Regions from separate parts of the Homo sapiens genome. Here all the other regions are linked to region 1. A link is a loop called in an ENCODE intact Hi-C map of the cell type or tissue named here. Cell type or tissue: PC-9. All regions are shown on one strand.

Evidence for each region. A loop is a pair of places that touch in the nucleus more often than their neighbours do. Peaks named below come from ENCODE experiments on the same cell type or tissue, not always from the same donor. Only the 100,000 strongest peaks of a DNase experiment are listed, where the experiment ranks them.
Region 2: it touches region 1 in a loop (17-fold over the local background); 2 of 110 quality-filtered maps call a loop at or near these places.
Region 3: a loop joins it to region 1, with 9 times the contacts of the local background. A loop is called at or near these places in 2 of 110 quality-filtered maps.

Annotation. Positions count from the first base shown.
Region 1 is chr2:220,225,823-220,233,822 of GRCh38, reverse strand. All of the region lies in intron 2 of LOC105373893 (a long non-coding RNA gene), which reads right to left. Among named protein-coding and RNA genes, the nearest start is that of MIR4268, 320 kb to the right of the region's middle. In PC-9, no CTCF peak of the experiment used is centred here; DNase peaks (open chromatin) are centred at 4,972, 5,372 and 6,102; H3K4me3 peaks cover 2,719 bases; H3K27ac peaks cover 4,902 bases.
Region 2 is chr2:219,964,176-219,972,175 of GRCh38, reverse strand. All of the region lies in intron 1 of LOC105373891 (a long non-coding RNA gene), which reads right to left. Among named protein-coding and RNA genes, the nearest start is that of MIR4268, 62 kb to the right of the region's middle. RefSeq lists enhancers at 2,594-3,793, 6,183-6,848, 6,849-7,514. In PC-9, no CTCF peak of the experiment used is centred here; DNase peaks (open chromatin) are centred at 2,475, 3,255 and 6,525; H3K27ac peaks cover 1,864 bases.
Region 3 is chr2:220,616,170-220,624,169 of GRCh38, reverse strand. All of the region lies in intron 1 of LOC105373895 (a long non-coding RNA gene), which reads right to left. Among named protein-coding and RNA genes, the nearest start is that of MIR4268, 710 kb to the right of the region's middle. RefSeq lists an enhancer at 3,818-5,017. In PC-9, no CTCF peak of the experiment used is centred here; DNase peaks (open chromatin) are centred at 4,059 and 4,459; H3K4me3 peaks cover 1,426 bases; H3K27ac peaks cover 3,287 bases.

The DNA of each region.
Region 1 (8,000 bases):
GTTATATTTACATAAGTAATGTATATAATTTATATAATTATAAATTATATAAATATAAAGATTATATAATATAAATTAAAGATAATTTATATAATTTATATAATTTATATAATTATAAATTATATAAATATAAATATAATGTATATAATTATAAATTATATAACTATAAACATAATGTATATAATTATGAATTATATAAATATAATTATAAATATAACATATAATTATAAAGTATATAAATATATTTATAATTATATTTATATAAAGTATATAAATATATTTATAATTATATTTATATAAAGTATATAAATATATTTATAATTATATTTATATAAAGTATATAAATATATTTATAATTATATTTATATAAAGTATATAAATATAATTATATATTTATATAAAGTATATAAATATAATAGATATAATTTATATAAAGTATATAAATATAATAGATATAATTTATATAAAGTATATAAATATAATAGATATAATTTATATAAAGTATATAAATATAATAGATATAATTTATATAAAGTATATAAATATAATAGATATAATTTATATAAAGTATATAAATATAATAGATATAATTTATATAAAGTATATAAATATAATAGATATAATTTATATAATTATACTTATGTAAATAATTAAAATTTTAGAAATAATTTTGTCAGAAAAATGGATTTTGTAGTCAAAGTTGAAAGATAAATGATAGAATATGTGAAAAAATAATTTGTAACACATACAAAGGTCAGGGTTAATCTCAAGTATAAGAAAATCTCCTACAAATGAATAAGAAAAAACCCTCAACATTAAAATGAGCAAAAAAATGAACAAGAGTTCATAGAACACATGAAATTATATAGCTAATAAGCAAACAAAAAGACACAATATTGCTAACAAATTAATACATATTAAAGTAGTACTTGTCTAGAATAGCAGTTCAAAACTTAAAAGTTGGAAACATCTATACAAGCAAAAGCATTTTGAGGGGTAAATTATTACAGTTATTATGGAGGGTAATTTTACAATATCCATTTAATTTTAAAATGTGTATACTTGTGATTCCATTTCTAGGACTTTATCTTCTTGAAGTACTAGCATAATTATATGTTAGCATAACAAACCATTATTACATTTAAATAATTTTACATTGTATTCAACAAATAAATGCCATTTATATTCATATATTTGGCAACAGGTATCTGGCCATAGTGGATTCAAGTTTTCATTTGGAAAATTTACTTAATAAAAATTGAGTAGAGGCTAAATGATAAACTCATATTGGGTGGATTGAAAAAACAATTGAACAGTCAAAGCCATAACAACAGCAACATATGTTCTACAGAAGCACTGCCCTTCCCTCGAAACAAGGTCTAATGGAAAAAATCCAGTTGGTCTTGTATGAGTCCTATGTGAGTTCTAAGTTCTAACTCTTATTCTGATGCTTTTTAGCTGTGTGACTTTAAGATGGTTTTTTCACCTTTTTCTTTTTTTCTTTCTTTTTTTTTTTTTTTTGAAATGGAGTCTAGCACTGTCACCCAGGCTGGAGTTCAGTGGCACCATCTCGGCTCACTGCAACCTCCGGCCTCCCAGGTTCAAGCGATTCTCCTGCCTCAGCCTCCCTAGTAGCTGGGATTACAAGCATGCACCACCACGCCCTGCTAATTTTTTGTATTTTTTAGCAGAGATGGGGTTCACCATGTTGGCCAGGCTGGTCTTGAACTCCTGACCTCAAATGATTCACCCGCCTTGGCCTGCCAAAGTGCTGGGATTACAGGTGTGAGCCACCGTGCCCAACCTAGGCCTTAGTTCCCATATCCATAAAATGCATGCAAAAAAACGCCTATCTTTAAGAACAAGCTCATATCTCAGTTGGCTATTGGTTGTAATAAATAAAAAATAGCAAAATTCACTGCACATAAGATGTGATCAACAAATATTAGCTTCGTATATATTTGTAGTCATACAATCTGTAGACCAAGGATCTGTGTAAAAAGGAAGGGGAAGTTGAGAGCAGATAATTCTTTACTACTCTAGGAGTTATTTATTTTCCTATATTTGCTTATTAGCTCATTGTGAGAGATATAGCATTTGGTTCTATAGGTGTAATATATAATGGACAGGTTTGCTGTCAAGTAACTATTTCAATGTATAACTTTTAACATATCTTATCATTCAGACTGGACTGGAATTCCTCAGAAATACCAATAGAGAAAACAAATGGCCTTGTAGCAAGGACAGTTGAAAACAGCAATATTGGTAAGAATAATAATATTGAGATTTTAATATCTGTCAGGTGCTGTTCCATTTACCTTATGTGGATTACCCCATTTAATTCTTCAACATTTTAATATAGGTTTCAATACTACAGGTCTTCATAGCCAATAAGAAATTTGTCAATGCAAGGCACCAAAGTGACTCAAAATTTTAGATGTGTCTAACATAGTCTAGGCCCCAGTTCAAAGCAAGCAGCTCTAAAATGGACTTATATTAGTTTCTATAAATAAAGTATATAAATCAGTGTGATCCAGGAGAAGTTCTTGATCAAGAGGAATAAAAACTACTACCTGGCAGGGCGAGGTGGCTCATGCCTGTAATCTCAGCACTTTGGGAGGCTGAGGTGGGCGGATCATGAGGTCAGGAGCTCAAGACCAGCCTGGCCAATATGGTGACACCCCGTGTCTACTAAAAATACAAAAATTAGCTGAGCATGGTGGCACATGCCTGTAGTCCCAGCTACTCAGGAGGCTGAGGCAGAAGTATTGCTTGAACCTGGGAGGCAGAGTTTGCTGTGAGCCGAGATTGCGCCACTGCACTCCAGCCTAGGAAACAGAGCAAGACTCTGTCTCAAAAAAAGAAAAACAAAACACAAAAATTACAACCTCAAGCAAAAGCAATAATTTGAACAATTTACCATGTAATGGATAACGCCTGACTTAGATCAGAGCCTGCTCACTTGGGAATCTCTACAGAGGAAATATCTGACTCACATAGGCTAATTTATATCATAGTCCAAAGTTCATCATCTGTTTATTTAATATGTATTGTGACCAACTTCTGTGCTCTAGGTGCTGTTCTGGACATTGAGAACACAGCAGTGAACAAAACAGACAAAAAAAATCTGTCCACATAGATCTTATATTCTTGCATGGATATACAGACACTAAAATTAATGAAATACACATATTAGCTGAAAAAAATGATATGAAGAAAAATAAAGGGTAGGTATCTTAGTTGATTTGTGCTGTTATAACGAAATGCCACAGATTGGGTCATTTATAAACACTAAAAATTTATTTCTCATGGTTCTGGAAGCTGGCAAGTCCAAGATCAAGGTGCTAGCAAATTTGGTGTCTGGTGAAGACCTATTTCTAATAAATGGCACCATTTAGGTGTCCGCACATGACAAAAGAGTATTATTAAAGGGCTCATTCCCTCGAGCCCTTTAATAACAGCTTCACCCTCATGACTTAACCATCTCCCAAAGACTCCATCTCTTACTACTGTCAACATTCACCATTAAATTCCAACACATGTTTTTTGGGGGTATACATTCAGATCATAACAGTAGGGATTTAGGAGCTCTGATTGAGGGAAGGGACGGGGAACAAAAATGTTAACCTGTATCCATGACATCAATAGGTCTGGGAAGGTCATCTAAATCTCCAGATGAGTAAATGTACCAAATCAATCTACCAGGTGAAAAGCAAACCAAATTAGAACAGAGATAATGAAGAAACAAATAGATATATTACCATTTTTATACCAGGTTTTCATGTAAGATTCTTGATTAGTACTATAAACACATTAATATTGTATGAGTGTTGTCTGCTTTCTAAAGTGTTTAAAACATTTACAAGAATATGATGTTAGACTTATAATTTTAATTAATATTTAGAAATCTTAGATTTAACCGGTAATTATTTACATGTTTGGGAAAATGTAATTTGTTAAATTCATCACTTTTAATTTATTTGTTGTATAAATAGTATATGAAGAGTTAGAGGAATGTTAAGCTTTTATATTTTTTAAAATACTCATTGATTAGTACATTCATAATGCTAATAAATTGGATACTGAGAAAGTGCAAAAGGAACTGAGTGCTCCTCTCCATGAACAAAAGCCCCACGAACATGTTACACATGATAAAATAGAGGCCCACTGAAGTTAAGTAACTTGCCCTCGTGAATTTCAAAGCTACCAAGGATTTGAACATGACCACTAAACTACCACTAATTATATGAAATGCTTCAAGTATGTAGCACAAAACCTGGAACAATGGAAGCACTTAATATTTCTCTCCTTCTGAATCAAACTATAGTTGACCCTTGAACCACATGAGTATGAACTGTGTGGGACAATTTATCTACAGATTTTTTTAAAATAAATATTTTGGAAAAATTTTTAAAGATTTGCAACAATTTGAAAAAACTCAAAGATGAACCACAGAGCCTAGAAAAGGTTAGGTATGTCATGAATGCATAAGACAAATGTACATACCAGTCTATTTACATGTTAATCGACTGTTTATGTTATCAGTAAGACTTCTGGTCAACAAGCTATTGGTGGTTAATTTTAGGGAGAGTCAAAGTTATATGCGGGCTTTCAACTGTGAGGGGATCAGTTTCCCTAAACCCACATTGTTCAGGGGTCAATTGTACAACTATAGTCAGAGTAATCAAAAATTCCACCAAACAGACACAGACACACACACATGCACACACACACACACTCACACTTGCAGGTTATTCAAACAGTTGTGAGGTAGACCTAACAAAGAAACTTTCTCTGCTCCCTTTGCTCCTGCAAACTTCAAATCCTTCTGAATACAAACATCTGTGATTTAGTGCGATCATTTCACCCATTAAAATGATCTGAGTAGGCAAACGAACCAACTGCTTGATGATTGTGGTCAGCAGTCTCCAAAGTGGCCCTCCAATGACCTACGCATTCCTCTACTCATGACTGTAGATAATCCCCTCCCATTGAACTTGGACTGGCCCCATGACTCACTCACAACGGACAGAATGAAGCAGAAGTGATCCTCCAGGAATTCCAAAGCCAGGCTCACAAAAGCCTTGCAGCCCCTACCTTGGTCTCTTATAGCATTTCCTCAGGAGGGAAACAAGCTGCCATATGAGAAAACGGACTACTACTTCCACTTCTTCACAACATGAGACACCCCCATGCTGTGCACAAGACCAAGCTAGCCACACATTGAGACCATTGGAGAGAGAAAGATCCAACAGCCTGCAGGTGTTCCAGCCTCAAAGCTGGACATACAAGGAATAGAAGCTTCAGATGTCTCCGCATCAGCAACTATCTGACTGCAACCACATGAGGTACCCCAATAAGCAAGAACCACCCAGCTGAGTTCATCAACCCCCAGGACACAGGAGAGGAATGAATCATTGTAATCAACGTAATGCATCGTTTTAAACCACCATGTTTTGGAGTGGTTTTTATACATTAATAGATAAGCAATGATCACTCTGCAAACACTCCATGTGATGTTTTTCTCTCATTTTAATGAACACTGTGTTTTCCTAGATATTAACTCTCTATGCCTAAATGATCAGTCAGCCATGATCTTATTCTACTCTATCTATACTCGGAATAGCAATAACATATACTTTATCTAGTATTTCAAAATTATCACCTATTATGATACCCAGACAAAGAATATTTTCTTTCTCCTTTTTTCAGGAAACAGTTGAAACCTAACTTAATAATGAACATTTTTCTAAGCAACGTTCCACTCTAAAGCTCATGGGAGTTATAAAATAACCCAAAACTAAGAGGGTAGAATGGCTCACCCTTTAAATTCTTTATATCTTGAAGTCTTTGATTTAAATCATTATTTTTAAAAAACTCAAATCACACTGTGCTCTTAATAAAGCATTATTATTTCAAGGAAAAGGATAAAACTTTCCAAAGGCAAATGTTTAGCCGGGGTAGAGTTGTAAAAGATTCCAAGACATTAGTCAGGAGATGGATTGCTTTGCTATTATAAGTCTGGGTTACAATATCACTGGAACCAAATTCCCGTCAGATTAGTCTTTACTCAAAATGAATGTTTGTAATTATGAAATGAAATAAGTTTTAATTTGAATTGCCTAAAAAGGGGAAACCAAATATTGTGTAATTACAGGAGAAGAAATTTGAGATGGAAAACAAGATAGTGTTATTTACAAGTAAAAAGGCTTTTATGGGATTATGGGGCTTTAATGTGCATATTTGTAGGATTTGGGGTGGCAGAATTTGGAACTCAAATATTTTTCATTAGCGTTTATTTACAGTGCGCATGCAAGAAATGGAATCCCAGACACATCTGATATTGGTCTTATTTAAACCTTTTATATCCCTACTAAATCTGAAAAGACTCAATGTTAGCCACACATAATGGAGGTAATCATGGAGTGTGATAAAATAAGTATTTGAAAACCACATGCAACTTTTAGGCTCAAATCCAGAACTATAAAATCCACCTAGAGACATAATGAGCCTGCCTCTTCTTCTTGAAGGGGTAAAAGTAGTATGGGGGAAACATGTCCTTATTCTTTCCCCACAGCTTGAGACACCTGAGCAGAGCCCCCAAATGGCTTGTAAGTACTTTATTGCAAAGGCCGCCCACAAGCACCATTTTGCTCCTTGGAGGGCAGCCATTTCTTATCCTTGGCAAAGTGTGAATTAGATGACTTTATGTCTCTATCTTGTATTTCTCCTGTCCTGTCCTGAAGCACTACTTCTCACATTGAGGAGTCCAGGACCGTAGGACATAGGCTTGTCCCAGCTCTCTTTCCCGCAGCTGGACTGCACTGCTCAGCTTTGATGTCCCTGAACCTTTTACCCCAACCTTTTCTAGGATAAAACCTTCCTGTTAAAGATCTCCTTTCTCTGGCAGGGACAAACTAATTTACAGTAAATCATCCTTCCCAGAGGTCTCCTTGAAAGTATGGCAAAGACAGTTCATGGTTCACAAAATATTTATGTTCCTCTTCATATATTGCACATTGTTACTAGAAAGTGCCAACCGGACATGACATTTCCCAGATCCCCTTGCAGTCTGGTGTGGTCATGTGACTGAGTTCTGGCCAATAAAATATAGACAAGAGTGATAAGTGCTGCTGTTAAGAAACCTTCCATGCAGCTCATGTTCCTTTCCCCATTCAGCTGACTGGGAGATAATCCCCAGGTGATCTGGCAAACCTCTCTTAACCTGAATTCCCTGAATTATTTAATGGAAGATAGCCATCCCATGTATTAATACATATTTTCCCTCCCAATGTGGTTAAAGAGCAAGAAATGCACATTTGGGTCTTTGTTTTTTAACTGTAGTTATACTACCCTAAATACTAGTTAATCCAGAGGAATCATTTCCTAACCAGAGAAACTGAATTAGGGGCAGATTTTCAAAGGTCAAAGAAACTTCCCATTTCCCTGCAAAATACCTAGTTCAAAAGTTACCTAAGAATAGAAGCATTTTAATAGCCCTCCAGGAAAGGTTTGTCATCAGTCAGAGACAGAAACACTTGTACATGGATGCCCACATGAGTGAGCCAGAGGCTCTGCGTTCTGGATTTCTTCCCACCCAAAGACATTCTTTCACCTAGTTCCTCGCTGTTCACACTACCAGTCATTTCTGAGCCTCAGATAATTTCAACAAGATTTCCCAGCATTTCCATTTAGAAATTCACTTATCAATAAAAATCTCTTGTCATAATCTTATCATTTGTTCATTCTTTTGTTCATTCATTCAAATAGTTATTAAGGACCCCAAATACTAAGCATTGAGCTAGGTATTGACTGAACACAGACAGCTTACTGTTCATGGTCCCAGTAGGTGGAGGAATCATCATGAGAACAGATAAGAGTTGTAAAATAATAAAATAGATAACAGGACAATGATCATCATGGAAAATTTATCGAGCACATGTTATGCACCAGACTGTGCTCAGAACTTGATATTCCTTATTTTATTTAATCATCACAGC
Region 2 (8,000 bases), 260 kb after region 1:
GTACTGTCCAGTGGAAGTTTCTCTGATGTTGGAGATGTTCTATATTATTTGTGCCATCTCATACAGTAGTCAGTCACATGTGGTGTTGGGCACTTGGAATGTGGCTAGCACAACTGAGGAGTTCAATTTTAATTTATTTTAATTAATTTAAATTTAAATAGCCACACGTGAACAATATTGAACAGTGCAGGTCTAGATCACATGCTATTTGTCTATACTTTCCATTGTGCACACATAGAAGGGTACAACTACTGATTTTACCACTCTGCTTTCCTACCAGACAACATCGTCTCAGACTCATTGCTTCTTAATTCTTATCAAAACTCTCTTGTGAGGAATGAACATGGTGAAGATTGTCTGAAGGACACTTTTTCATCAATGTACTTATGCATGTGTCTAACAGTATTGACTCAGCTCCAACTATGTGCAAACACTATGCCAGGCTCTGAGAAAAAAAAAAATGTGAGTGGCCCTACCCTCACATTTTGTTCCCCAAATGATTTAAAGATGCTAAAAAATAAAAATGAATAAAAATGAGCACATGTTCCAAATACACACTGCCTCCAGGGGAAACAACTTAAATGTAAGAATAATGGCTGGGCACAGTGGCTCACACCTGTAATCCCAGCACTTTGGGAGGTGGGAGGATCATGAGGTCAGGAGTTCCAGACCAGCCTGGCCAATATGATGAAACTCTGTCTCTACTAAAAACACATAAATTAGCTGGGCATGGCAGTGTGCACCTGTAGTCCCAGCTACTCGGGAGGCTGAGGCAGGAGAATCACTTGAACCTGGAAGATGAAGGTTGCAGTGAGCCGAGATCACGCCACTGCACTCCAGCCTGGGCAACAGCACAAGACTCCATCTTAAAAAAAAAAAAAATAGCAAGGCCAGGCATAGTGGCTAATGCCTATAATCCCAACACTTTGAGAGGCCAAGGTGGGAGGACTGCTTGAGCCCAGGAGTTCAAGACCAGCCTGGGCAACTTACCAAGACCCTGTCTCTGCAAAAAAAAAAAAAACAATAGCCAGACATGGCATGTGTCTGTGGTCCCAGCTACTCAGGAGGCCAATGCAGGAGGATCCCTTGAGCCCAGGAGGTCAGGGCTATAGTGAGCCACATTCACACCACTACACTGTAGCCTGGGAGACAGAGTGAGACCCTGTCTAAATAAGTAATAAAATATCATAATAATCAGGGCTATGGTGAGCCACATTCACGCCACTACACTCTAGCCTAGGAGACAGAGTGAGACCCTGTCTCAATAAGTAATAAAATATCATAATAATATATAATAAGTTTTTTTTAAAAAAGAATAGTGAGAGGTTGATTGTAAAAAGGTGAAAAGGAGCCCATAATAATTAAGTTATCAGGGAATCTGCAGAACTAATGAGGGTTGCCCGAAGGGCTAGTCCAATTCAAATCATGTATGCTTAACACTCTGTAGGCCAAGTAAAACCTATCTGCAGGCAAGAGCCAGCCCACCAGTGGCCAAACAGTAACCATCTAATTTCTACCTTGTTTAAACCCAGAGGAGAAATTTCTATCCTGAAAATCTGGGTTTCAGCTGATTGATAAATACACATTCTTTATCTTACGTGTAAACTATAAATTTTTTTAAACATAATTTACATTATGCTTAAAATTAAGTACAAAATAAACACAAAAATTTAGACAGTAATTTGATGAGTTTTACAGATGGATATTCCCAGGTAACAACCACCCTAGTTGAAATTTAGGATGGGAGCTGCAAACTCTGGCCTGCCACCTATTTTTGTATGGCCAGAAAATAATGGATTTTATATTTTCAAATAGTTGAAAAAAATTAATAACATTTCATTGCATGTGAACTATATATGAAATTCAAGTTTCAATGTACAAATAAAATTTTATTGGGACACAGCTATGTTCATCGTTTACATGTCTATGGCCACTTTTTGGCTATAATGGTAGAGCTAAGTAGTTATAACACAGACCATAATATGAAAAGCCTAATATGTTTACTATCTTACCCTTTGCAGAAGAAGTTGGCTGACTCCGACTTACAACAGTGCCATCATACCAGCAAATTGTCTCATGTCTCTTTACAGTAAATTTTTCACATATTATACCCATCCCCTGCGACCACTGATCTGATTTCTCTCCTTGTAGATTACATTTACCTATTCTAGAACTTCATATGAATTATATAATATATATATCTTATTTCTCTGGCTTCTGTCTCTCAAATAATGTCTGTGAAATATATCCATGTTGCATATACCAGCAACTTGTTCATTTTCATTGTTGAGTACTATTTCATTGTATGAATATACCACAATTCAACTGTCTGTTCACCCTGGGACAACTAAGTTGTTTCCAGTTCTTAGCTGTTATGAATAAATCTGCTGTTGTCATTCACGTGCAAGTCTTTTGCGTACAAGTCATGAATGAGTCTCTCAGTTACTTAGTGGAATTGCTGGGTCACAAGATAGGTATGTGTTTAACTTCATAAAATACTGCCAGACTTTTATTCTCTTACCGGCATTGTGTCAGAGCCCAGTTGCGTTATATTCTAATAGCACTTGATATTGTCAGTCTTTTTCATTTAAACCAATATAGTGAGTATAATGTGGTAACTCATGATTTTAACTTACATTTCCTTCATGACTAATCATGTTGAGCATCTTTCAATGTGCTTATTGGCCTTACATACATCTTCTTTCATGAAGTATCTAAACCGAACATTATAACCATTCCTGTTTTTTCTCCTTTGCTTTGGTACTTAGAAGCTTAGAGCTTAATTAGAGGCCTAAATATAACAATTATACAGGATTTCCTGGCATGTTGGGGCTCCAACTTGAATTTTTATTTCATCATCTCTTTATCCCCTTATTTCCTTTCTCTCCTAAATTTTCATCTACTTAATTGTTATCCTGTGTTTTCAATTTTTTTTTTTTTTTAGCATGACTCAATCTTATCTTGGAATGAAGCCGGTTACAACCAAAGGAAAAAGGGCTGAAATCGGCTGGCTTACCACTTACACACAAGGAACTGTGTTGGGCCCTGGGAATATGGAGAAGAATATATCCCTGCCCTTCAGGAACTCATAGGAAAAGAAGCCAGAAATTAAAAAACAAGGCAACAAGTGCAGCAACAGAAGGTGCTCCTGAAGGACCCTGGGGCGTGTGGGAGGTGAGGGGGCAGGAGCTTTCGGGAGAAGATGATTCTTGACTGTGTGTTGACTGAAGAATGAGTCAGCAGTGCCCTGAAAGAGTGTGGTGCCCTCGGGGTGTGGTGGATGTGGGGATGCATGAGAGAATATTGTAGAACTATTAATAGGAAATATGTGATGCCAAGGTGTGTGATGTATTCCAGGAATGCACACGATTTAGCACAAGTGGAACACCAAGTAGGGAAAGTCAGGAAGTGAAGAATAAGTCATGTGACATCTAACAGCCCAAAGCAAGTCACATGGCCAAACCCAAAGTCAAAGGGCAGGGAGACATCACTCCTCTTTAGTGGCAGGAACTGCAACGTTACATTGTAAAGGATGTAACCAGGGCGAGGATGAAGGATTGGGGCCATTCATATACTCTATCCCAGCAGCTTTCCATGGGAGAAGTGTTAAGTGCCTACAACAAAAATCTGGACAACAGCTCAGACAAAGTGGATTTCTGAACCACATTTGGGTACAAAGGGTAGGCCGGATGATGTAGTTTCATTCCTCTGGGATAGTACAGGGAAATATGAGAACAGCACAGAAGATTTAGACTGTTCCAGAAATCCATTTCTAAATAGCTACAACTCAGGTACCAACCACAGAGGACAAAGGGAACCCGAGCCTCTTCTAACAAACTGAAATCTACCAAATGCTGGTAGATATCACACTGTTCTCTGGATTGGATTTTTGTATTTAAAGCTAAAAACAGAGATTCTGCCTCAAAAATTCATGTCAGCATTCTATTGCTCAATTATCATTATGCACGTGAGTATAACCATCCGATGGTTAAACTATAGCTGGCACTAATGCAATTGGATTGTTAAAAAATATTCCTGAGCACCACTCTTATCCCAGTACTAGTTAACTGCTATGCTAATGTCTTGGCACATGAGACTAATAATGAAATGAGTTATAACTGTGTGTTTGGATCACATTACATTGCTTCAAGTGTATCATAATATTTTATAGCTTAATGGAGAATCTGGCTTATAGCAATACAGGAAAAATAAATCTCAGCCAATCATCATCCATTAAAAAAAGAAATCTACGGTCAGCAGCCGACAAGATTTTAACCATCAATAACAATTACCCTGAAACCTTTTTGACACAATAGGTAGATATTTAATAACAATAACATAAGATACACCCTTGCTAATGGAGATATATTAAGATATTGATTAGTTATGCAAGAAAGTTTATGCTTATTCCATTGCCACTAGTAATTATGAGCAGGCTGTTGACTACTCCTTGAACCACATCTTTTAGTCCATTTCCCTTTTTCTACCCAAGAGTATACTTGGCTGGCAGATAATCAGAACAAACAGACGTTCCTAGAAAATGTGAACCATATGTACAACCTAATGCAGCAAGCGTTTGCTGAATGCCTACTACGTGCACCCTAACTGTGCTGGAGGTGCCAGGACTACACAATGGAAAGGGACAACCCCTTTGCTCAAGAAGCTTATGGTCTAGTGGAGGACAGAGAGAGGACCAGAGCACACAGAAAGATGGGAATGGGGCATGCAGAGAGGCAGCTAAGCCAGCCAAGTGGGGAATTGGAGGAGCAACTAATGACTGTACCAGAAGGCAGAGGAAGCAGAGGAAGGGCTGGGAGGAAGCAGGGGAGCTGGAGCACAGGCTGTAAGAGCGGTGCCTTTTCAACATTTTTCTCAGGTTAATTTGTAGACATGACAGTTGCTAGGACACTAAGGGGAAAAATGTTAAAGGAAGTAATGGGAAAGCAAGATGTGTGGAGATGTATACAAAGGCAGCGGAGGACTGGGGGCTGCCTAACACATTCACTAACCCAACCAGAGGGCCTAGCTCAGTTCCCCGCAGGGATGCTGGGGCCCAGCTGCTCCTCCCAAGCTGGAGGTCAGGCCCTCAAAGGAAGCACAAGTGTAACCACCTATGGGTTCTTCCTGCCCATCTCACAGACAAAAACAATTCATTGAGACCATGACATTGCAATAAAGGAAAAGTTTAACTGACACAAGGCCAGCCATGCCACTTGGGAGACAGAGTCATTACTCAAATCAATCTCCCTGAAAATTCAGAGGCTAGTGTTTTTCAAGGATAGTTTGGCAGACCAGGGAATTGACTTCGGGTGGGGACAAAGGACTGGCTGGCGGTTCCAGGTTAGAGCCATTGGTCACCAGAAATGCAAAAACCTGAAAAGACATCTCAAAAGGCCAATCTTAGGTTCTACAATAGTCATGTTATCTTCAGGAGTAATTGGGGATGTTACAAATCTTGTGACCTTTGGAATAATGGCTGGTAAGACTCCTCATTCTCCTAACCTGGTGGTCTTTCATTAGCTTTACAAAAGTGGTTTAGTTTTGGGGAAGGGCTAATATCATTCAAATTATAAACTAAGTAGCTCCCAAAGTTAGCTTGGCCTAAGCCCAGGAATGATTAAGAGCAGTTCGGAGGTTAAAAGTAAGATGGGGGTTGGTTATATTAGATCTCTTTTACCGTGATAATTATCTCACTGTTAAAATTTTTGCAAAGGCCGTTTCACAAGGGTTCTAGGGCTTGGAAGGGGAAAGTTCAAGACCAAGGGTGAGGAGGAACAGACAATGGGAATTCAGAAGAGGATCCATGGAGGAGTGGCATTCGGGAACAAAATAACTTGAAAATGATTCAGAAAACCAATGTGCTTTTTTTGTATTTCAATCACTATGGATGATTTCAAAGTAAGTTTCATAGTCTCTGTCTCTTTCTCGGAAACGCCTGCCTTGTAGTTTCCATGCCTACATTTAGAAGGGGTGGTGCCAGCCCCCATGCTGACCCTGGATCCTTACTTCCTGCATGTGTGATGAGCACAGAGGTCTAGAAGAGTCTCAGAATTGACCAAGGAGCCAGAGCTACCACTTTCTGGCAGCCAGTATCTTATCCACCAGCCACACTGGACTTCATGAATCCCCATATCGCTCTGGGCATCAGGAAACCAAATGGTGAAGGTGCCACCCCTACTCTGTCAGGTCTTCCAAGAATGAAGCTCATTTGCAATGCAAAGCAACATGAAAAGTACATTCTTTTAGCATTGAAGACATGTGCCAATTCCCCAGGCACTGGAAAATGGCAAAGACTGACGTTTTGATGTTATTTTTTAAGGCATTTTTAAAAAAATAAAGATTCCCATTTTTTCATTCTCCTGAATAGAACAGAGGTAAATGGAGTGAGAGAAAAAAAGACTCTTAAAATATGATCTGGTTTTTTTGTGTGCAGGCTGCTTAGAATGCCACTGCCTGCAGGCTATAGGGGAATTCAGATGAGAGCATTTCCTTCATTCCAAATTAAAAAACAAGGGAACTAGACCTCAAGGCTATTTCTGCCTTGAAACTCTTCCTCAAACGTGGTGTTTCACAATTACAATACAGCGATTAACAAAGAATGATTTTCTTTCAACTAGGAGTTGAAGTAAAACACAGACACCCTGCCGGTCACTCTTGGTGGCAAAGTTGCTGCAAAGCAAATAACAAAGAACTGGGGGCTTACTATGGCTTTCTTATCAGAGCCAGTCAACAAGAGGTTTATATATAATGGTTTATACAAAACCTAATTTTCTGCTTTGATGCCCAGGGAGGGGGTCTCTGCCTCACTACAGGGGTTAGTAAAGTACTCCCTGCACACAGAAGGTAATTCCAATTAGATCATGGTAACCAAGACCTCTAAAGCTCACCAGAGCCCCATAATTGCCTCTACCTAAAACTGTTGTAACTCAAGGCAAATGTTAATGCACCTTTGTACTGCTGAGTCCCTGATGCTCTAACTAAAGTTTCATCCAGCCCTTCTAATGCCTATCCAACACCTTGGAGTATCTGTCTTCTTCAACTAACTGGTGAGCATCTTAGAGCTGGCCACATCCCATTCATCTTCCTATTCTCAACTCCTACTGCAAGATCTGCCTACTGGTAGGCAACTACTATGTGCTTGTTAAATAAACGATGCAGACCTTGACCCCCAGCAAGTTTGTCCCTTGCCCAAGATCACAGCTAATTAGGAACAGAAACAACCCAAGTCTCCCAATTCCCAGGCCCTTGTGTTTCTTTCTCAATGCCCAGAAATGAAGTAGGATATTTCCCTGACCCCTTCACAAGTGGGAACTGGAGAGCACAGGCACTAGAACTAGCCACTGCTTTGGTGCCAGCAGGGGTGGACTCTACTCGCTTGGTCCCACTGTCTTCCACCCTCGTGGGAGGAGGGGAAGCACAGGTGAACAGGTGCAGGAGCCAGGGCAAGTGTTTTTGGGTGCCAGCAGGAGAAAAACTATGTGGGCCCCACAGCAGTGTCTAGTGGGGTGCCTGTGACCCCTAGGGCCCCAGAAGGAGTGTTACAGTGCCCTTTTAGCTTTGCCATCTGCAAACAGCTTAAGTGTTAACAGCTCAGTGGAGGATCACTGTGACAGCCTTTTGCACCCACACTTGTGGCACCCGAATTCTTATCCAGCATCCAGGAGGAATGAGGTCGCACAAATGAATTGGAGATGGGCAATGCAGGGAATTTTATTGCCGATGAAGGTGGCTCTCAGCTGGAAGGTGAGCTGAAAAGGGGACAGAGTGGGAAAGGAAATCTCCGAAGTTACGACATCAAGCTGTCCCTCTGAAGTCAAGCCGCTTCTATCTGACATCCAACTGTAGTCTCTGACAGTCTCCAACAGTCTCCTACATCCAGCTGCTTCTCCTCTCTGCTGGCTAAGCCTGGGGTTTTTATGGGCATAGGATGGAGGGCAGGGTGGGCCATGGGTAGTTTTGGAAAAGGCAACATTTGAGCGGGAAAACAGGGATGTAAGTTC
Region 3 (8,000 bases), 390 kb before region 1:
ACAGCACAGCGAATACTCAATTAGTGCTGAAGAATTAGAGAATGAGGAGGAAAAGTTGAATCATCAGTAAATAATAAAAACAATCAGAAAATTCAAGAGTTTCCTAAAGGCGTTGAAATTCCTAATTTTAAAAGCTTTTAGAAAAATTAGAAATTAAATAATGTTTTCACATCTTACAAGGCTCTAAATCAGGCTGCTAACAAAATTATTAATTTAAAGACTTATTAGAATTTGGCTGTGTGCAGTGGCTCAATGCCTGTAATCCCAGCACTTTGGGAGGCTGAGGCAGAGGTCAGGAGTTCCAGATCAGCCTAGCCAACTTGGTAAAACCTTGTCTCTACTAAAAATACAAAAATTAGCCAGGCGTGGTGATGAGTGCCTGTAGTCCCAGCTACTCCAGAGGCTGAGGCACAAGAATTGCTTGAACTCTGGAGGTGAAGGTTGCAGTGAGCTAAGATTGCGTCGCTGTACTCCAGCCTGGGTGACAGAGCAAGACTCTGTTTCAAAAAACACAAACAAACAAACAAAATTAGAATTTAAAATGATAATCCAGGAAAAAAAGGCATTCCACCTCTCCAGTATCTCAGAAAGATTTGAGACTCAGAAACATTAGGTACAAGGTATAGAAGAAAAAGAAGGAACAAGACATGAGCCTGACAGCAAAAGGGAGTCGTTTAAAGTCTGTATAGTTAATTCTGCACACACCCTGTGTGCAACACTCCTGAAGGCCCGGGTAATGCTTTCAAACAAAGGAGTCAACGAGATTTAAAAGCTGGAGAAGTTGAAAGTCCCCAATTTCTGACATTTGAGGCAGCATCACAAAAATTTCCCATCCCCATCACTCTTCAGTAAAGTCCATCAGACTAAAAGCTCTGTCCGTGTACGAAGAGTTACCAAACGGCTTTTATTGTCACATTGCTAAAAATAGACAACTAAGGGTGACCTGAAAATGAGAAAAATACAAAGTATGAAAGAGGCCAGGATAAACAAGGCAAAAACTGTCCCTAAATAAAACAAAGGGAATTTAGTGGAGAAAATTAACATGCAATAATAGGGTTCCCCTTATTCTCAGGAAGAAGACCAAGATGTCTTCTTTTATTAATATTATTAAGATGTGTTTTTGAGGATACAGCCAAAACAATAAGCAATGCATTTATTGATTTACATCCCCACCAACAGTGTACAAGAGTATAAGCACTCTTTTTTCTCCACATCCTCGCCAACCCTTGCTTTTTCATCTTTTTGATAGTAGCTATTTTAACAGGTATGAGGTTATTTTTATTGTGGTTTTAATTTGCCTTTCCATGATGATTAGAGATATTGATCCTTTTTAATATTTCTGCTGGTCATTTGTATGCTTTTTTTTTTTCCCAGAAATGTCTATTTGAGTCCTTTTCCCATTTTATAATAGGGTTATTTGGGTTCTTGTTGTTGAGTAGTTTGAGTTCCTAATATGTTATTTATATTAGCCTCTTACCCAATGTATGATTTGCAAATATTTTCTCCTAATCTGTGGGTTGTCTCTTCATTTCTTTTTTTTTTTTTTTGGCCATGCAGAAGATTTTTACTTTCAGGTAATTCCATTTGTCAAGGCATTTATTGAAATAATGGGTAAAAATTAAACTTATTTCTAGATTATATTATTTATAACTATAAGAAAAAATAGTTAAGAAAAGGAAATTTTAAAACTAGTATGAGAGTATTAAGTGTTGCTACGGTTTGAATGTTCCCTCCAAAATTTTTGTTGAAACTTAATTCCAATTGTAATGTTATTAAGAAGTGGGGACTTTCAGAAGTAATTAGGTCAGTGGATTAATGCCATTATTGTAGAAGTGGGTTAGTTATCCTGGGAGTGGGCTCATAAAAGGATGAGTTTGGCCCAATTTCCTCTCTATTTCTCATTCTTACTTGCACTTCTGCCATGTTATCACACAGCACGAAGACCCTCACCAGATGCTGGCACCATGCTCTTGGACTTCTCAGCCCCCAGAAGTGTAGAAATAAGGTTTTGCTCTTTATAAATTACCTAGTCTGTGGTATTCTGTTACAGTAGCATAAAATGGACTAAGACAGGTGCCTAGATGCATAATAAATATACACAGAACAACAGTATTCATTAAGACCTTCCCATGTGCCAAGAACTTTTCTACAAGTTTTATATGCATTACTTATGCCAGAATGTTATACTTTAAAAACATAATGTGAGAAAGGCATCATAATTTATAACAGCAAGCAAAAACATGAACTATTATGGAATAAACTTTGAAAATATGCACAAGATTTGAAGAAATTTGAAAAATCGTATTGCAATGGGTACCTTTATGGGTCAACTTAGGTAATAGATATATGTCTTGTTTATTATGTTTCTCTGGTGAGCCCTGACTAGCAAATCGTACTAGGACACTTTAATAAATGAAGATATATACTTACATATACCTGAATGGAAAGATGAAATTTTACAAAGCTATCACTATTTCCAATACAATGGGTATAACTTAATTGTTAGTGATAACTTGATGTGGTGGTTCTGAGGACAAAATTATTATAAATCCATATTTAAAAATCAGTAGGTAAGAATATCAAGGATTATTTTTTAAAAGATGAATATTTATCATGATTACCTTACCAGATATAAAAACTGACTATAAAACTACTGTAATGGAAAACATGTTGTTTTGGTGCAAAATTTGAATGATGAAAAAATACAGAAGAATGAACTTTTTACATGGACAAAAATATCATGTATCTTGTTTACATAGACACTTTCAGGTCTTTATTTCACTTTAATAATGAATGAACAGATAAGCATGTAAATCAAGGCTGGCATCCACCAGATGTTAACTTATGGGGAAGAAATGAAGGGATTGATTACTCAACAAAGTAGATCAAGGGTGGTTTTTTACTCTTTTCATTTTGCAGAGCCATTGTTTTGGTTTTTTAAATCAAGTTAGATGTACATTTCGAATTAATATCAAAAACATTCAGTGGGCTGGAAACACTTCACCAGCACTCCTGGTAAACTCAGGTGGTCCAATAAATATAGAAAAGGACATCAAAGATTTCTACTGCCCCATTCCAAGAGAAAAAGAATCAATATACTCAACAAATTCACACAAATACCTCTTACGAACCTTTATGGAAATCATTACTAGTCTATCAGACAAACAAAAACACAAACATGCACAGAAAAAGAAATAATTGAACTCTGGCCAAAAATTGGAGTTCAGATAAATCTATTCAAGTTCACAGACAATAGTAAGTAAGGGGAGAGGAGAGGAGAAAATGAAAGAGATTGCTGGACGGATGCAGCCAATGGTGGGTTCACTGAGAGAGTCCCCTTCATCAGTGAGAAAGGAGCCTGGGATGAGGGGCAGAAGTAATGCCTGGACCTGACACCTTGCAAGGAAGATTTCTCAGGTCTAGGTTCAACTACTTTTTTTTTTTTTTTTTTTTTTTTTTTTTTGAGACGGAGTTTCACTTTTGTTGCCCAAGCTGGAGTGCAATGGTATGATCTCGGCTCACTGCAACCTCCACCTCCCAGGTACAAGCAATTCTCCTGTCTCAGCATCCCAAGTAGCTCAGATTATAGGCATGCGTCACCACGCCTGGCAATTTTTTATTTTTTTTTTAATTTAGTAGAGACGGGGTTTCACCATGTTAGTCAGGCTGGTCACGAACTCCTGACCTCAGGTGATCCACCTGCCTCGGCCTCCCAAAGTGCTGGGATTACAGGCATTCACCACCGTGCCCGGCCTCAACTACTCTTAAACTGACCTGTGGATGAGGGGCTGTGGATTCAGTTGCCTCACTACAGACACAAATTGACTGCAGGGCTCCTAACCTACCTCTGACCCTCACCAAAATGAAGATGTGAAGCAGGGTAAGATGAGGGAAGCCGTTTTGCTAGCAGCAAGAGAGAATCTAAAGATATGGAACCCAGACTCCAGTGGGACAGGTGAGCAGCTCCCAGTGGTCACTGTGCAGAGATAAGCTACCCCAAGAGGTGTCTCGGTTTATGGGCCTCCTGGGTGTTGCTGCTGTTGTTTGGGTGGCACTGGAGGGGTGGGGCCATGTTGGCACCTTGTCTGAGGTGAGTCAGCATTGCCACAAATAGGGAGAAGGCAATAGCAGGAGTCTGTGTGGTTCTAAGGAAAAAGCCCAGGCATCTCTCTTCTGTATCTCACAGAGAAGCAAGAGAAAGAGAGAGGCCCAAGACCTAGCATTGGAAAGTCAGGACTACCCATCCAGTTCAGTTAGTGACAACATTAGGCTAACTCCTTCATTAGACTCCAGAAATCTTTAGGGTCCAGAGGACCCTTGACTTATAACAAAGAAAAGCTAATGAGTCAGGAGATGAAGGATGAGATAAAGTAGGCAGCTCTGACGTTTTCCATAAACAGACTTGTAAGGGAAGAATGGGAGTGATTAATCACCTTAGGGTTTTTCTGTTTGTTTTTCCACTCCCTGCATTAAAAACTTTATTTACTCACACATATCATTCACTTGAATCAGGTTAGTGTGTTCATGCACTCAGTTCTCAGGTAAACCTCATGTAAACTGTTACCAACTTGAGAGTTGCAGCTCTAGACAGCTTGGCAGGTTCGTCTCTTCCAGAGCCTAGGAATTAGAAAAAGAGTCATGCAAAGCCCTTTGGCAAACCCAGTACTCATGTAGGGGCTGGTGTTGCTAGGCTGAAGTCCAAGATGGTCTTGACTCCTGAAAAGGTATTCTCTCAATTTCATCCAAACAGTTTCTCATAATCCTTTCTACATCAGCTTCTACACAAGCACAAAGAAAAATCTGAAATTTAGGGGAGGTTTTTCCCAGTTTTAAAATCATTTTCTTTTCCCAGTAACAGTGGAAAACAGACCATCTTGAATAAATACTCATTCTAATCTACCTGTTGTTTTGTTTGACTTTTAGGATTTATCCACCATTTGTTTTTAAATCAAATCCAAAACTGACAACTAGCAAACTACTTTACTTCAAGAAGTTGTTATTTTATAATAGAACTTAATGAGCATTTCTGAAACATATCAAGAATTACTCACCATTTTCTTCTATTGTTTATTAGGGGAATATGCTGTTTTCAAGTTCTGTTGACAACTCATGTCCATTTAGTTTAACATTACATGTGCTGAAATGTTGTAATATTCTTCTTTTGTTTTCCTATGATTTTTTTTTTTTTTGCCTTGGGTAATGTAAGACAGTTTTCAACTCTATAGCTGTAAGGGTATTTTTATACATGCTCAAAAAGATGGATCACTCTACAGCTAACCAGAATGGTTTGCAAATAGTCTCTTAAGTAATCAGTCTGGATTGTGTGATCGATCAGTAGGGACAGAAAGAGTTTTATCAAGATGACTGGCTGTGGCTGACCAGCCACTCTGTGCAAGCTGTTCAGAGACATGTTTATTAAGCCCGTATCAGTGAACTCAGAATATAAGAGCTGGAAAAATCCTTGGATACTCTCTACTCTTCATTTTACAGAATACCAACCCAAGATCTAGAAAGGGAAAGCAATGTTTTCAGAACCCACAGTGAAGTTAGAGAAAGAGTCAGAACAAAATCTCTGTCACTGGGAGAAGATATTTATGTCACATATAACTGACAAAGGATTTTTATCTATCATATATTAAGAACTCTTGGAAATCAATAAGAAAAAAACAAGCTAATTAAAAATGGGACAAAGACACCGTAATAGTATGACATGTTGCTACTTATTAAAGAAATGTGGTTAGAGCGGCTTAAGTAAATGTAGGCTGATTTTCCTCTCATAATCAGAGGTAGGGAAAGAAGCCATCTAGGGTCAGCACAGCCGTCTGAGGAAATCATCAAGGGCTTGGCTTCTTTCCTGTTCAATAGACTTTCTCTTCACCTAGGACAGTCTTCTTCCTTTTCTCCAGGTATCAGGTCTGTGCTCCAGAAATAAACAGAAGTGACGTGCCAGGGACACAAGTAAAAGACCTGCCTTTCAAAAATTCACCTGGAGGCCCCAGTGACTCCCACTTTCCATTTGCCAGAGCTGGGTTACACGGCCCCCACTCCAGACTCAAGTGAAAGGAGAAAATAAGTTTACCTGGGCATATTGGGATCTCAAATAAAATTAGAATCTGTTGATAAAGAAGCGAAGGATGGATAGGGAGAGACAATTAGCAATGCCTGCCAAAGAAAACAGAGGCAATACACAGAAGAGGGAAACATACTGGTTAATACAGTTAAGAAAAACTGCCCAGTCTCACTCCTAATCAGCAAAAAATAAATTAACTAAATACAAATAAATGAAATAATAAAATAGCATCCCATACTCAATTAGAAAGATAATGTCTTTTGTTCACAAAAATAAGGGTAAAGGAAAACTTTCATTCATGAATATCAAAGCATAAATTTATATAGTTACTTTGGAGGATAATTTGTAGTAAATATGTAGTAAATTTACAATTAACCAAAAATAATACTTCTAGGTGCATTTTTGAGAGAAGTTCTCCTCTGTGTGTTTCAGGAGACGTGTAGAGGTGCTCTTTGCAGCTTTGACTATACTGAAGAAATACTGACAAGAACTAAATTTCCTCCATAGGGCATGTATAACTAAACTGGTACGTTCTTCTAATAAACACACTAGATCTATTGGTATCAACATGGACTGACTCTCGGATTTATACTCCATAGTTCTTCTGAGCCTGGCCCCTACATCTTTGCCACTACTCAGGTGTGAAACGTTTTTGGCCTTTACACCAAGTTCTACGAAATCCTCTTCCCACTAGGGTTTCTGTAAGCATGCATGATTTGCTGAAGATTTGGTGGGAGATATGAAGAAGTCAAACTGGAAGGCTTCACTTCCAATTTGTACATGTCCTTCTCATCACTCTCCCCGCCTTTTTACTATCTCAGGATTGCCCCACCCCAAGCTCCAAAGTCTTTGGTCTGTATGCAGAGCTTCATCTCACACACACACACACATATACACACACACACACATATTGCTGCTCAGCAATCCAGTCACATGTGTCTTGGAGACATGGAATCTTGCCTCCAAGACACATAGGAGCTGAATTGCTGAGCAGCAGCTCCAAATCTTCAACAAAATATTTTACCCACCAAAACAACTCTTTCCTTCAGAAAAATTCTGGTGTTAGATGATAATGGCAGAATGTATTTCACAGCTCATTGCCAATCAACATTACTTTTATCAAAATTGATCCCTGCTTAACCCTCAGAAAGATTATCTATAAATTGATGGTGCCTTATACAATCAATGGCATCAGGGAACTGGGAAATATAGCAAATTCAACTTAGTCAAATAATTTCTGAAAGTTGGAAAGTGAATCAGTGACAAAAGATTATGTGACATCCTTATAGTAAATGTGGTTGTATGAAGGCACGTCCTTATCAACTTTTGCAGGTTTCGATAATGAAGCCTTGAAAAAAATTAACACAAATAATATAACCCAGTTGGAAGTACTTGCCCCTGCTATAGAGAAGATATTTAAAAGATCTAAATAGTAATGGATAACATTCTCTTCTGTAGTCATAGACGTATTTACTTAAAACACATATTTTGTAAGCAGATCAGCATATTACAACCATATAGCTAATAATTTACCCAATCTGTAAATCATAGCTGAACCCAAGCATTTACTTTGTTATTAAGAAATATGGCAATTTATGTAATGATTGAGAAGAATTATGTGTTAAAGAAAAGAGAGCTTCATGTTTTGATTATGTGGGCAAGAAATGAAATTAAAGTGGTCCATGCTGATTTATAGCCAAGTGTTTTATGACTGTATAGTGAGACCTAGAAAATGTATGCTTGCTTTGTTTATACCTAAGCATTTCAAAAGTATGTGCCATCACCAGCCTTAAGAAGATTTACTGTTGATATGTTTATTTCAAATTCAGTTCAAATCAGTGTACACTATAGATAGGTATGCGGAATTTCTAATTCTAAAATATGAATGTTGCTTTAGGATTTTCAAACTGAGCCAAATGTCCCAAATGGC